2 separate regions of the Homo sapiens genome follow, and region 2 is linked to region 1. A link is an interaction called in ENCODE POLR2A ChIA-PET data of the cell type or tissue named here. Cell type or tissue: Panc1. All regions are shown on one strand. Each heading gives the region's core, and the rest is flanking DNA. Links, peaks and the distances in the headings are about the cores only.

Region 1 (6,162 bases), core at 636-5,635:
GGAACAACCATAAACCCTTTACCCAGTGCATCAATTTTTAACATTTAGCCACAATGATATCATTCCTTCTCTCTCTGTGTGGGTGTGTGAGTATTCACGTGAGTACAACTTGCATACACACACATACACACTTTTTTCTGAGTCATTTGAGAATATGGTTGCATATACCATGCTTCTTCAGTAGTGAGTATTTTCTAAGAATAAAAGATATTCTTTTTATGTAAACACATCTGTTAGGTTGGTGCAAGAGTAATTATGGTTTTTGCCATTAAAAGTAATAGCTAAAATCGCAATTGAACTCTTGCCATTAAAAGTAATGGCTAAAATCGCAATTGAACTCTTGCACCAACCTAATATCAAATTTAACATTGGTGCAATATTTAATCTGAACTACAGTCCGTATTCCAGTTTTGCCAGTTGTATCAATAATGGCCTTCTAAAGCATTTTGTTGTTCTCCAGTACAGAACCTCATACTGCATTTAGTTGTCATGACTTTAGTCTCCTTTAATCTGGAACAGTTCTCCAGCTTTTCTTTGTCTTTCATGACATTGACATTTTTGAACAACACAGTCCAGTTCCTTTATACAGTTTTCTTCAGCATGGGTTTATCTGGTGTTTCTTCATGATTAGATTTGGATTATGCATCTCTGGTCAAATCCTACATAAGAGTTCTTCTCTGGGGCCACATCTGGACACATGTGGTGTCGACCTGCCCCTCAGTGGTGATGTAAATTTTGATCACCCAGTCAAGGTATTGTCTGGTTTCTCCACTATACAGTCACTATTTTCCCCTTGTAACTAATTAGCAATCTGAAGGTAACACCTTAAGATCATGTAAATATCCTTCTCCTTATCACACTTTACCTCCATAGATTTAGCATCCATTGACAATCCTTGCCTGAGCTGATCTTTACTATGATGGTTGCAAAATGGTGACTTCTCAGTTCCACCAACCCCTCCACATTTAATAGTTGCCATTCAGTGTACTTATGTAAGGAAGAGTCCTGCTCCTCTTTCTTCCTCCCTCTCTCCCTTCCTACTGTCTATCCATCCATCCGTCCGTCCGTTATCCATCTTTCCATTGTCAGTTTGGATTTATGGGTTCCTCTTTTGTTCAGGAGGCTATAATTTATAACTGTCCTTATTTATCTTGATGCTCAAGTTGTCCAAGATACAGTGCTTTGGGAATCTTTGTGTTGTTCAATTACTGGAATTTTTTCCCCAGTCTGTAAGAATACACTAAGATGGTTTGTATTTTCATTTGTCCTTGACGGCCCAGTGGAAACATTTACTGTTTTGTTTTTTAAGTTTACTAAATGACATCTAACACTTGCAGTTGGCAGTCATGCCATACCATTGATAATTATTAAACGTCTGCTAATTCTCTTTATGTTTAAACAATTTTTTTTTTTTAACAATTTCTGCTGTGTGATCTCCATAAGCACCTAAAACTAGTATTGGTTGAAGTCCTTTGCAGGCTGACTAATGCCTTCTTCCTTTAATAGTGCTTTGTTTTCAAGTAATTGGCTAAGCACTGAGTAAAATCAGAGACTTGGCCAGAATACGACTGCATGGCACCTCCCTCTTGAGGTGACATACTAATCTTGAGGGACATAGTCCTTAGAGGTTACATGTGGGCATTGACAGTCACTTCCACTCTGCATCTCTGGTGTCTCTGAGCTCTCCTTGTCTGCTTTTCAGATCTTCTTGAGTTCTGCTAAAGTAAGTTAGGGGTTTGGAAGTAGGTCAGAACCCCTGATGTCTGTGCACAGAGTCACAGAGCAGCTGTGTGGGAAGCATGATGTCATCGCAACAGATGGGAATGGTCACAAGCGCTTGGAGGAGGCTTTCTGCGTTCTCTCCTCAATCATCTTACTCCTGTCAGTGAAGAGAGTGGAAACTTCAGTTGGGGCTTGATGATGGGAACGGGGATTAGTTTCCCCAGGGAACCTTTACTTCCGTTGTATTTTAAGACCCACTGGATGTAGCATCAATGGGAAACAGTCTTCTTTGGTCCCTGGGGGAAATCCCGGGGTTGGTTTCATTTGAGCCTGTGGGATCAGATTTCTGTCTATTCATTCTAGCTAGTGTGGAGAATATATTACTTCTAACATAGTTTAAGGGTAGGGTAGATGAGCATTATGAATTATGGGTTGTGGTTTTTCCAGCTCATGATGTATAGCATACAGTGGAATGTATAGATATTTTATGGGAAATATTACCTTTCAGGTCACTTTGGAACTTCTTGGGTGAAGCACTACTGTACATATCAACGGGATTCCAAACAAATCACCATGGTACCATTTGACCAAAAGTCAGGAGGAAAAGGGGTGAGTTCATTTTTAAAATTTGATGTTTGATTTGCTTGGCTAACATATAATGATTATAATGCATGTATAAAGTAACACCTCCAGTGTTATATTTATGTTTCATCATAAATTTAAAATTAATAATTTAAAAAATTTTTATATAGTAGTTCAGGAAGCCTAAGAGGCTGAAGAATCGCTAAAATAAGATGATTACTCTTAGCTCTAACTTACGTTAGGAACTGCAGTTAAGAAATATTTTTGTATTTCACATATATACAATATCAAGCGTATCAAATATTTTTATATGCTGAAAATTATTGAATAACCTCATCCTGTGAAACTGATTCAGTCCCACTCCCACTTGATACCTGGAGAGCTGCCAGTGGCAACATAGATGTCCTGGTTACCTATTGCTGTGTAACAAGTCACCCCAAAACTTAGCAACATTTAAAACAACAGCAATCATTTTAGTATTTCTCATTGTTTCTGTGGGTCACGAATTCAGGGGGCATTTGGATGGGTGGTTCAGGCTTGAGGTTTCTCATAAAGTACTAAGCAGACAGTAGCTAGAGCTAGAACAAGGAGGGTCTGAAGCAGCTCAAGCTGGCCAGATACAGCTGTCATCCTCTCTCCTGTATCCTTTTCTTCCCTTTTCCCTCTTTCTCTGCATACTCCCAGGGCCTCGCCATTTGGTCTCTCTGTATTAGCAAGTTTGGGCTTCCTCACAGCATGGTGGCCTCAGGGCAGCAAAAGGTTTTAGGAGTGAATGTTCTAGAAACTAAAGTAGACACTGCATTGCCTTTTCATGACTTAATCTCAGAAGTCATAGAGCCTTACTTTTACCTTATCTATTGGTTAAAATGGTCACAATAGCCCTCTCAGTTTCAGTGGGGGAGGAGGTAGACCCTGCCTCTCCATGGGAGGGGCATCAAAGTCTCATTGTAGGAAAAGCACGTGGCATAGAAGGTGATATGTAGCTATCTTTGGAAGAGACAGTTGGGCACATATGGCTCCCTGGTGTCCCCGCCATTGGGCAGCTCCTTGAATGCTCCTAGTTCTTCCCTCCTCCTGGCTGTTGCCTCTCGCCTCCTGCCTGCTTGTGAGTCTCCTCTGAGTGTTCCCACAGCAGGCCACATGCATTTCTATGGAGGTGACCTGTCTTTTCTCTTTGCTCCTATGCTTTATTTTCTTCCTTTGATATTCTACATTTCATTATGATAGCCCTAGCTTTGATTTTTTTCTTTTTTAATCTATTGCTTGGGAGGTTTTGGTTTTCCAGGATTTGAGATTTGGTCTCTTCCAATAACTCTGGAAAATTCTCACCAATTATCCCTTTGAGTTTCGCCTCCTTCCCATTCTATTGTCTCCCTCTGGAGATATTTAAATGTTTTTAATACAAATATTTACATGTTTTATCTGTTTGAGTCTCTGGACTGTATTCTGAATAATTTCTCTTACTCTGTCTTCAGCTTAAATAGTTTTTCATTTGTGTCTAACCTGTCGATAAACTAGTCCTCTACAAGCATTCCACTTCGGTCCTCTCTGCAGTACATTTTTATGCAACATGTTGAGTTTGCGTGTGTGTGGGCATTATAGAGTAGGGGTTAAAAGCGCTGGCTTTGCTCTCAGTCTGCCTGGGCCAGTGCTGTTAGGTGCTGTTGTCATTACTGTTAGGTACTCAGCCATGTTGTGCTCCTTGTTCTCTTCCACTTCCAGTTTTTCTTCCTGGCTTTCTTTTACTTAAGCCATGATAGAGAAGTTTATCAGCATCTCTGTTCCTTCCCTGAATCAAAGCAATAACAAAGCCCTTTTTATGTTTCTTGGCAGGGGCAGGATTGATTTATAAATAATCTCAGGAAAACAGACATTAAAATGTCATAACAGAGAAATTACATTTAGGAGGAATATTAAAAACCTACATTATTAGGTGTCCCCTAGTTTTCATGAAATGGAAACAGAGTTGTGCCTGCTTTCCTTGGATTGAGCCTTAGTCCCTTCCCAATTCTTAGTCCTTCTAGAAATCAGCTTCACCAAATTGTTCTCTCACACAGTCTGTTTTTGGGCCTTTTATCTTGGGCTTTCTCAGACTTTTAATGAAGAACTCTTTTGTATTTTCTCTATTCCTTTCTTATCACACTTGAAAGTGAAGGGTAGAAACCAATTATAGTGGATGTTTGGTTCTCCAGAGACTTCAGAGAGTTACTAGAAAGCATGTCATTGGGTAGTGAAGAGGTTTATGTGAATTAGTATATAAAAATTTTTTGGAACAAATCCTGACACATAATGGGTGCTATATTAGGACCTTGATATTATAAGAGTTAATTTTCCTAGTAATTCCTTACATTTAAATTATGTTTTATATTTTTCTGCAACCTTTTATTTATATTACCCTGTTTGATCCAGTTTTCCTCCTTTTACAAAGGAGGACATTGAGGTTAGGAGAGAGTATGATTTCTAAGGTCATTTAACAAGTTACAGAGCTGGTGCTCAAACGCTCTTTCCACAGTCTGAATCTCCTGATTCTGAACTCATTATACTTCCCATGACGTCACTATTTCCTCAGCTTTAGGGTGAAGGAAATATGAGGACTGGCTGTCTAGAGGTGATGTCTTCTCGATTGTGTAGAGGAATCATGTGATGTTGTTGTATATATTTTTTAAAAATAGAGACCGAGGCCGGATGTGGTGGCTCACGCCTGTTAATCCCAGCACTTGGGAGGCTGAGGCAGGTGGATCACCTGAGGTCAGGAGTTCAAGACCAGCCTGGGCAACATGGTGAAACCCCATCTCTAATGAAAATACAAAAATTAGCCGGGTGCAGTGGCGCATGCCTGTAATCCCAGCTATTTGGGAGGCTGAGGCAGGAGAATCGCTTGAGCCTGGGAGGTGGAGGTTACAGTGACCCAAGATGGCGCCATTGCATTCCAGCCTGGGCGACAGTGCGAGACTCCATCTCAAAAAAAGAAAAAAAGAAGAAATAGAGATGAGTCTCACTATGTTGCCCAGGCTGGCCTCAAACTCCTGGTCACCTTGGCCTCCAAAGTACTGGGATTACCAGTGTTTTCTACTATGCTTGGCCTGCATACATGTTTGAACAGAGCTCTCCTAGGAGCTAGAGGTAGATAGAACATAGATAAATAGATAACATAAATATCTTTTAACCTAGATAATTGGGTGTTTTCTTTTCCTAACATGCTCTTTCTCCACCTGTTAGGTTCCCTCACTGTCCTTTTCATTTGGATTATTTTCCTTTAAAAGTACCCACTGTTCTCATAGCTTCAGATCTGGAGTTGTGAGCAGATTTGCCACATCCTCCTGGAGACCAGACCCTGTGTGTGACGGAAGAATTTCCCTGCATCCTACACTCTGACCTGAGGCACCTCTGCAGATCTGGAGCAGCCCAAAACCGATCCTATCCCTTCTTTTGATTGAAACCCTTCTTTATTTTCCTGCTGCTCTCAGGATACAAACGAGAATCCTACATGGTCTTGCCTCTGTCACTCCTCAAAGTCTTCTTCTTTCTACTTTCCCTCACTCTGGGCTTCTAGCCACACCAGCTGCCCTGCTGTTTCTCCAAGCCTATGTGGACCCTGACCCCAGGGCCTGTCCACCTGCTCCATTCCCTCCTCCTTATTTTATTTCCTATGAATTCTTTCAGTTTCAGCTCAAGAAAGCTTTTCCTAACCTTCCTGACCAGGTCAGATCTCCTTAACTTTGGCTTTTTAAAAACAGAATTTTTCATGGTTATAACTTTTCATTTACTTGTTTAAGTGATATCCACGTCCCCCACTTTTTAAAGCAATCAATAGTTGAACAGACCATCTTTATAGATTTTTGCTGATATGGTATGGTC
Region 2 (6,162 bases), core at 666-5,665, 120 kb before region 1:
ACACCATCTGCCCATCACACCTGGGGGAAAAGGGAGGGGAGCAATGCACTCCTTAGGCTTGGGTGCAGGTGTCTGGGGCAGGAGGCTGTGTGCCAGGGAATACAGTCTGCTGAAAATCTGTTTTACTCAGTGGGATCACAATTTGAATATTCAAATAAACACTGATAAGTTATAGAGTGGAATGCAGAATTCATGGCTTTTTTTTGAGATGGAGTCTCTCTCTGTTGCCCAGGCTGGAGTGCAGTGGTATTATCTTGGCTCACTGCAACCTCCGCCTCCCGGGTTCAAGTGATTCTCCTGCCTCAGCCTCCTGAGTAGCTGGGACTACAGGTGCGTGCCACCATGCCCGGCTAATTTTTTGTATTTTTTTTTAGTAGAGATGGGGTTTCACCGTGTTACTCAGGATGGTCTCAATCTCCTGACTTCGTGATCTGCCCGCCTTGGCCTCCCAGAGTGCTGGGATTACAGGCATGAGCCACTGCGCCTGGCCGATTCATGGTGTTTTTGAGAGTAGATGATCAGGTGTGGATGAAGAGAACACATAGTCAGCAGCATAGTGCCTGAGGAAGGGATGACAGAGGAGTTAGGGGCATCTCCAGAGTTTCCTTCTTAGGCCTTGGGAGGATGGCTGAACTGCATACAGGAGAGGAATCGTGGTGTGTGATGGGGGATACAGAGTGAAGTAAGGTTTGTCCTTGCTGAGTTCCTGCAGGGCATGCAGGTGGAGACACCCACAAGGCTGTGGGAAGCACAAGTCTGGAACTCTGGAGGAAGATGAGGGCTACAGGTATAGGTTTGGCTCTCTCCAGGTGGTATTTGAGGCCCTGGGAGTGACTGAATCTATAAGAGTGAGACCCACGCAGGGGTCCTTAGCCTCTGCTGTCCATTGAAATCACCTGAGGAGCTCAGGACTCACCTTCAGAGATTCTGATATAATTTGGCTGGGTTGCAGTCTGGGCATGGGACATTTTAAAAACTCCCCAGGTGATTCTAATGTGCAGCAAGGGTGAAGAACGCCTGGCATGGAGTGAGAGAAGAGAGTGGAAGCTGAAACCATAGGGAGCATCCACATTTAGCAGGTGGGTAGCAGAGAGTTGGAGAGGCTTTGATGACTTGATGTTTCATCCTGGCCAGTTTAGGTGAGGACTGTTTGGAGGCCTTTGGATTTGACCTTTGGAGATGAAACTGGAGAAAACAGCATAAGTGCAAGGGAGGATAATAAATATCTATTATACCTTACAATATTATTGTGAGGAGCAGCTGAGATAATTGTAGATATTATGCTTAGCAGTGTAAGCAGGCCTGTGGTAAGTGACCTGTTATTGGAATCTGCCTTTAGAGTGTCCTTGTAAGATAGTGGTTCTTAAAAGTGAAGGTGTACAAGAATTCCCCTAACTGCAGATTCTCTGGCTTTACCCAAGGAAATGCTGATGCATGAGCTCTAGGCAGGTCTGGAAACCCGAATTTCCTATACCCCCGCCCCCACTCCCTTCCATCTCACCCCAAGTGATTTGCATGGTGGGAGTCCTTGGACCACACATTAGGTCTAAATAGGTCAGCAGAGATTCTGCATAAATCTGGTCCCCAAATCCTGTTCTTCCTTAATGTGCACAGCTGTGCTCTCCAGCCTCGTGGGCACATCTCAGATATCTGGAGGGTGTTTGCATTACTGCAGGCCTAGGAATGATGCAGGAGGGTTTCAGAAGCGTAAAAGTTCTAGCAGCTTGAGAACATGTCAGCCAGTGTGGCTCCACGCCTGGGATCCAGTTGTTCCGTGAGCTTGGCCTGTGAGCGGGAACCCTTCAGCAGCATTGCCAGCGGATGTGGGGGAGCTCCTGAAAGGAAACTTTTGCTCCTGGGCAATCACAGGGAAACTGTATTCCCACAGTGAGTCTTGGGTGCTCTTGTCAGGGTTAAAGTCATTTGGGGTCAGAGCCTGTAATTATGTTTCACATTTTTTTTTTCTTTAAAAACATTCAGGAAGCATAATGAGCTGGTTGAGCTGTTGCACAGCAAGGGGAACTCAGGATCTGGGGAGAGGAGGAGAGAGACTGGGTGATGGCTCTGGAGCTGAGATGCCTTAAACCCAGAGAGAGCTGATCTCCCCCTTCTACCTGGAGGTGCCCCTGGGCAACTCATTTCTGGCAAATACTGCTGTCTCTGTTCTGATCTCAGCTGGTTCTCACCCTTTTAAAGCAGGGCTGGATGACTGGGCAGACCACAGCTGCTGCTGGTGTGATCCCAGGGTGTCACCACCAGGAAATTAGTGCTGCTTTCACTCTGCTATTTGCTTCTTAAGAAAATCTGTGGGTTGCTCTTCCAAAAATAAGGTTTTCTTGCATTTGTATCTGACTAGTGCACTGAAATGTTTGACACAGACTTTACCGTGGGCGACTTACCCAGCAGATCATCAGCCACACCACCCCTGCTGTGGACAATATGTCATTGTGGAGGCCAGGGCAGGCACTGGAGGCGAGTGCCTCAGCATCCGTAGGCTTCGGCATCCAGATGCTCCTGCTGCATCTGTGTCTGCTGGCCAGGACTTGCCACAATCTGCCGGCCTTCTGACCGAAGCTGCCCAGAGCTCAGTGTGCAAGGTCAGCAGACTACCATGCTGCCAGCTCTGTTTAGAGCAGCAAGATGGGTTTCTCTCTGGAAAGAAAGCCTGTTTCCTCTTACGTAGCCAGCATGCTTGTAATCGGTTCCCCAGCAGGGAAGCTCTGCTCCATTGCATAGGAAATTGGAGTGGAACTGATAGCTTTTGGCCTCTGTGTCTTTTGGGATATAACTTTGGCTTGCTTCTCATCTCCCCCACCTCTCCTGGCCAGCTTAACTTCATACCATACTGCAAGGAAAAGACACAGCCCAGTGGGGCTTGCTTGGGATTTTGTGCTTGAAACCGTACGTAATTTGTACATGAAGATGATCACCAGTTGAAGATAACTTAAATTTTGCTTGTTTTCCTAAGGAGTCTAATCCTTACTGCCCCTAAACTGAGTCTCTTTAAGAAAGACAATTTGTTTTTTGATGGTTAAGCAAGAAACTTGTAAAATGTCAAACTGGAGAAGGATGACTCATATCTCTTAATGTGCCGTCTCAATCAGCCATATTACTGAGCTCCCCAAATGGGCAGCATGGGGGTAGGCGATGGTAGGCAGAGACCATGGACGATGTTTTTTAAAAACAGCTTTTTTGAGATACAATTCACACGACACAATTTACCCATTTGCAGCATACAATTCAATGGCTTTTAGTATATGCACAGGATTTTGCATTCATCTTCACGATTAATATTAGCATATTTTCATCATTCCCCCAAAGCAATCCTGTAGTCCTTAGCTAATATCTGCCATTCTTTCCATCCCTACCTCTCATCCCTAGGCAACCACTTCCTTAGGATTTTTTTTTTTTTTTTTTTTTGAGATGGAGTCTTGCTCTGTTGTCCAGGCTGGAGTGCAGTGGCGCGATCTCGGCTCACTGCAAGCTCCGCCTCCCTCCTGAGTTCATGCCATTCTCTTGCCTCAGCCTCCCAAGTAGCTGGGTCTACAGGCGCCCACCACCATGCCCGGCTAATTTTTTGTATTTTTAGTAGAGACAGGGTTTCACTGTGTTAGCCAGGATGGTGTCGATCTCCTGATCTCGTGATCCGCCCACCTCGGCCTCCCAAAGTGCCGGGATTCCTTAGGATTTTTAACTCATGTCTCCAAGTGTGGCACTCTCCTATCTGCTTCGTCTCTTGATCTTGTGAAGCCACATACCCTTTTCCTTCAGTGCATCCAAACAATTTGCAGCTCCTCAGAATGCTGCAGTTCCAACACCAGGATGTTCCGACCTGGCACTGTTCTTGCTCTTCACACATTCTTGTCCTCTGACAGATTTACTAGTGCAACCTGACTAATGCACACTCACTGCCGAGGGGGCCTTTAGGCCTCTGGTTTCACACTTCTTTTGTCTTGTCTGTCCCTTGGTGTTGATCTTGCTTTAGAGAGAGTAATTGGAACGAGAGCGTGTTATTTCTGCTTGAGAATGGGTACCCCAAATCCAGTAGGTAGATGCATTCCTTCATTTCTACAGAGGAAAAAAATTGCCAGTACTATCCTGATTTGGCTGGTTGCACTTCAGGGTTTCAGCTTTAACCATTTTAGGGACTATTGACAAAAGTAAACTTTTTATATGCTGAAATGGTGATGTTTGGGGGTGTCAGTGGTCTTAACAGGAAAGCCCTTCTTCTTCACTAGCAACCTTGCATTGTTCTAGGAAATTCCAGTCCAAATGTAGAAAGCGTGTTTTCTACCATCTGTATGTTTTCTCTTTCTCTCATTTGCTTTCCTCCCTTCTTTTTCTTTCCCTTCACCTTTCCCCACACACCCCCATCATTTGTTCACTGTGTCTGGCCTTCTACCATCTCTCTCTTGCCTTGCCAAAGGACCAGGGAGGTGACTGATCCCTGGTATTTTTTTTTTTTTTTAAATAGACAGAGTCTTGTCTTGTCACCCAGTGTGGTAGTACAGTCATAGCTCACTGTACCCTCAGACTTCTGGGCACAAGCAATCCTCCCACCTCAGCCTCCCAAGTAGCCAGAACTACTGGCTTTTGCCACTATGCCTGGCTAATTAAAAAACATTTTTTTTTTTTTTTGTAGCGATGGGGGTCTCAGTGTGTTGCCCAGCTGGTCTAGAACTCCTGGCCTCAAGTGATCCTCCTGCCTTGGCCTCCCAAAGTGCTGGGATTACAGGTGTAAGCCATGGTGTTTGGCCCTAATACATTTTTTAAAAAGTTAATTTCTTTAAGAGTTGGGGTCTTCCTTTATCACCCAGGCTGGAATGCAGTGGTGTGATCATAGCTCACTGCAGCCTCGGACTCCTGGACTCAAGTGTTCCTCCCACCTCATTTTCCTGAGTAGCTGGGACTAGAGGAGCATGCTACCATGCTCAGCTAAGTTTAAAAAAGTGTTTTTAGAGATAGGATCTTGCTGTGTTGCTCAGGCTGGTCTCAAATTCCTGGCCTCAAATGATCTTCCCACCTTAGCCTCCTGAGTAGCTGGGATTCATCCCTGATATCTCAGTTATGGAGAAAACAAAGCCTTTGGTAAATGGAAATGACGTGAAACAGATTTCTGGAGTTCTAGAATTTTTTTTTTTTTTTTTTTTTTTTTGAGATGGAGTCTTGCTCTATGCAGTGGCATGATCTTGGCTCACTGCAACCTCCGCCTCCCGGGCTGAAGCAATTCTCCTGCCTCAGCCTCCCGAGTAGCTGGGATTATAGGCACATGCTACCACAGCCGGCTAATTTTTGTATTTTTAGTAGAGACGGGGTTTCACCATGTTGGCCAGGCTGGTCTTGAACTCCTGACCTCGTGATCTGCCCGCCTTGGCCTCCCAAAGTGCTGAGATTACAGGCATGAGCCACTGCGTCCGGCTTGGATTTCTATAATTATAGCTAAAATGACTCTCAGCTTTGAGGTGACTAAGACATTCTGGTTCTAGAGAACTCTTAGTCGGACTGTGAGTGGTCTCATCTAGGTGAACAGCACTGTCTAGGGCTCCCTTTCCTGTTATACTTCCTGTGTTACATTTCAGAGTGAGAGGATGTGCTCAGAACCAGGGTGGGCACAGAACTTCTGGCTCACTGCTTAGCCGTTCTGATGGGTAACATTTAGTGGCTTATTTTCTACCTCTCTAATGGGACCTGATGACAGTGTCAAGTGTCTCATTTTTATCATTGGGGTGGGAGAGTGCCATTAAAATGGTCTTTAACAAAGTAGGTCAATAATTTATATTTCAAGAAGGGAAATTTGGGGACATGGAATGAGAGCATGTTATTTGGGTTAGTTGAACAGCTCCAGAAATAATTACGTATTTTTAATGCCTATTAGGGACCTAGAAACCTATTTGGGGAGGTCAGGAAACTGGGTATGAGATCTGAGTCTTTGCAGGTGCTCGATCTAGAATCTCCAGGGAGAATGTATTTTGGACATAAACAATGAGACGTGGATAAGATGGATGGCTTACATCTCCCTCCCTTGGACAGCCAAGCCCACAGCTGACAAAGCCACTGACAAAGCCAGCAACACCAAAGGAGCAGGCTGACCCTTCTGCCTTCTCCTGACTTTCTGTCTACATAGGTTAGTCATTAAAAGGAAAAAAAGCAATCCAAAAACCT

What was found. Peaks named below come from ENCODE experiments on the same cell type or tissue, not always from the same donor. Only the 100,000 strongest peaks of a DNase experiment are listed, where the experiment ranks them.
Region 2: POLR2A ChIA-PET joins it to region 1 with 11 read pairs; 5 of 35 experiments call an interaction of 5 or more read pairs at or near these places.

Annotation. Positions count from the first base shown.
Region 1 is chr5:142,905,474-142,911,635 of GRCh38, forward strand. It overlaps ARHGAP26 (Rho GTPase activating protein 26), which reads left to right. Exons shown (of 23, transcript NM_001135608.3): 9 at 2,231-2,331. Among named protein-coding and RNA genes, the nearest start is that of ARHGAP26-AS1, 40 kb to the left of the region's middle. In Panc1, for the core only: no CTCF peak of the experiment used is centred there; no DNase peak of the experiment used is centred there.
Region 2 is chr5:142,781,525-142,787,686 of GRCh38, forward strand. The region is part of intron 1 of ARHGAP26 (Rho GTPase activating protein 26); the gene reads left to right. Among named protein-coding and RNA genes, the nearest start is that of ARHGAP26, 14 kb to the left of the region's middle. In Panc1, for the core only: no CTCF peak of the experiment used is centred there; no DNase peak of the experiment used is centred there; H3K27ac peaks cover 1,771 bases.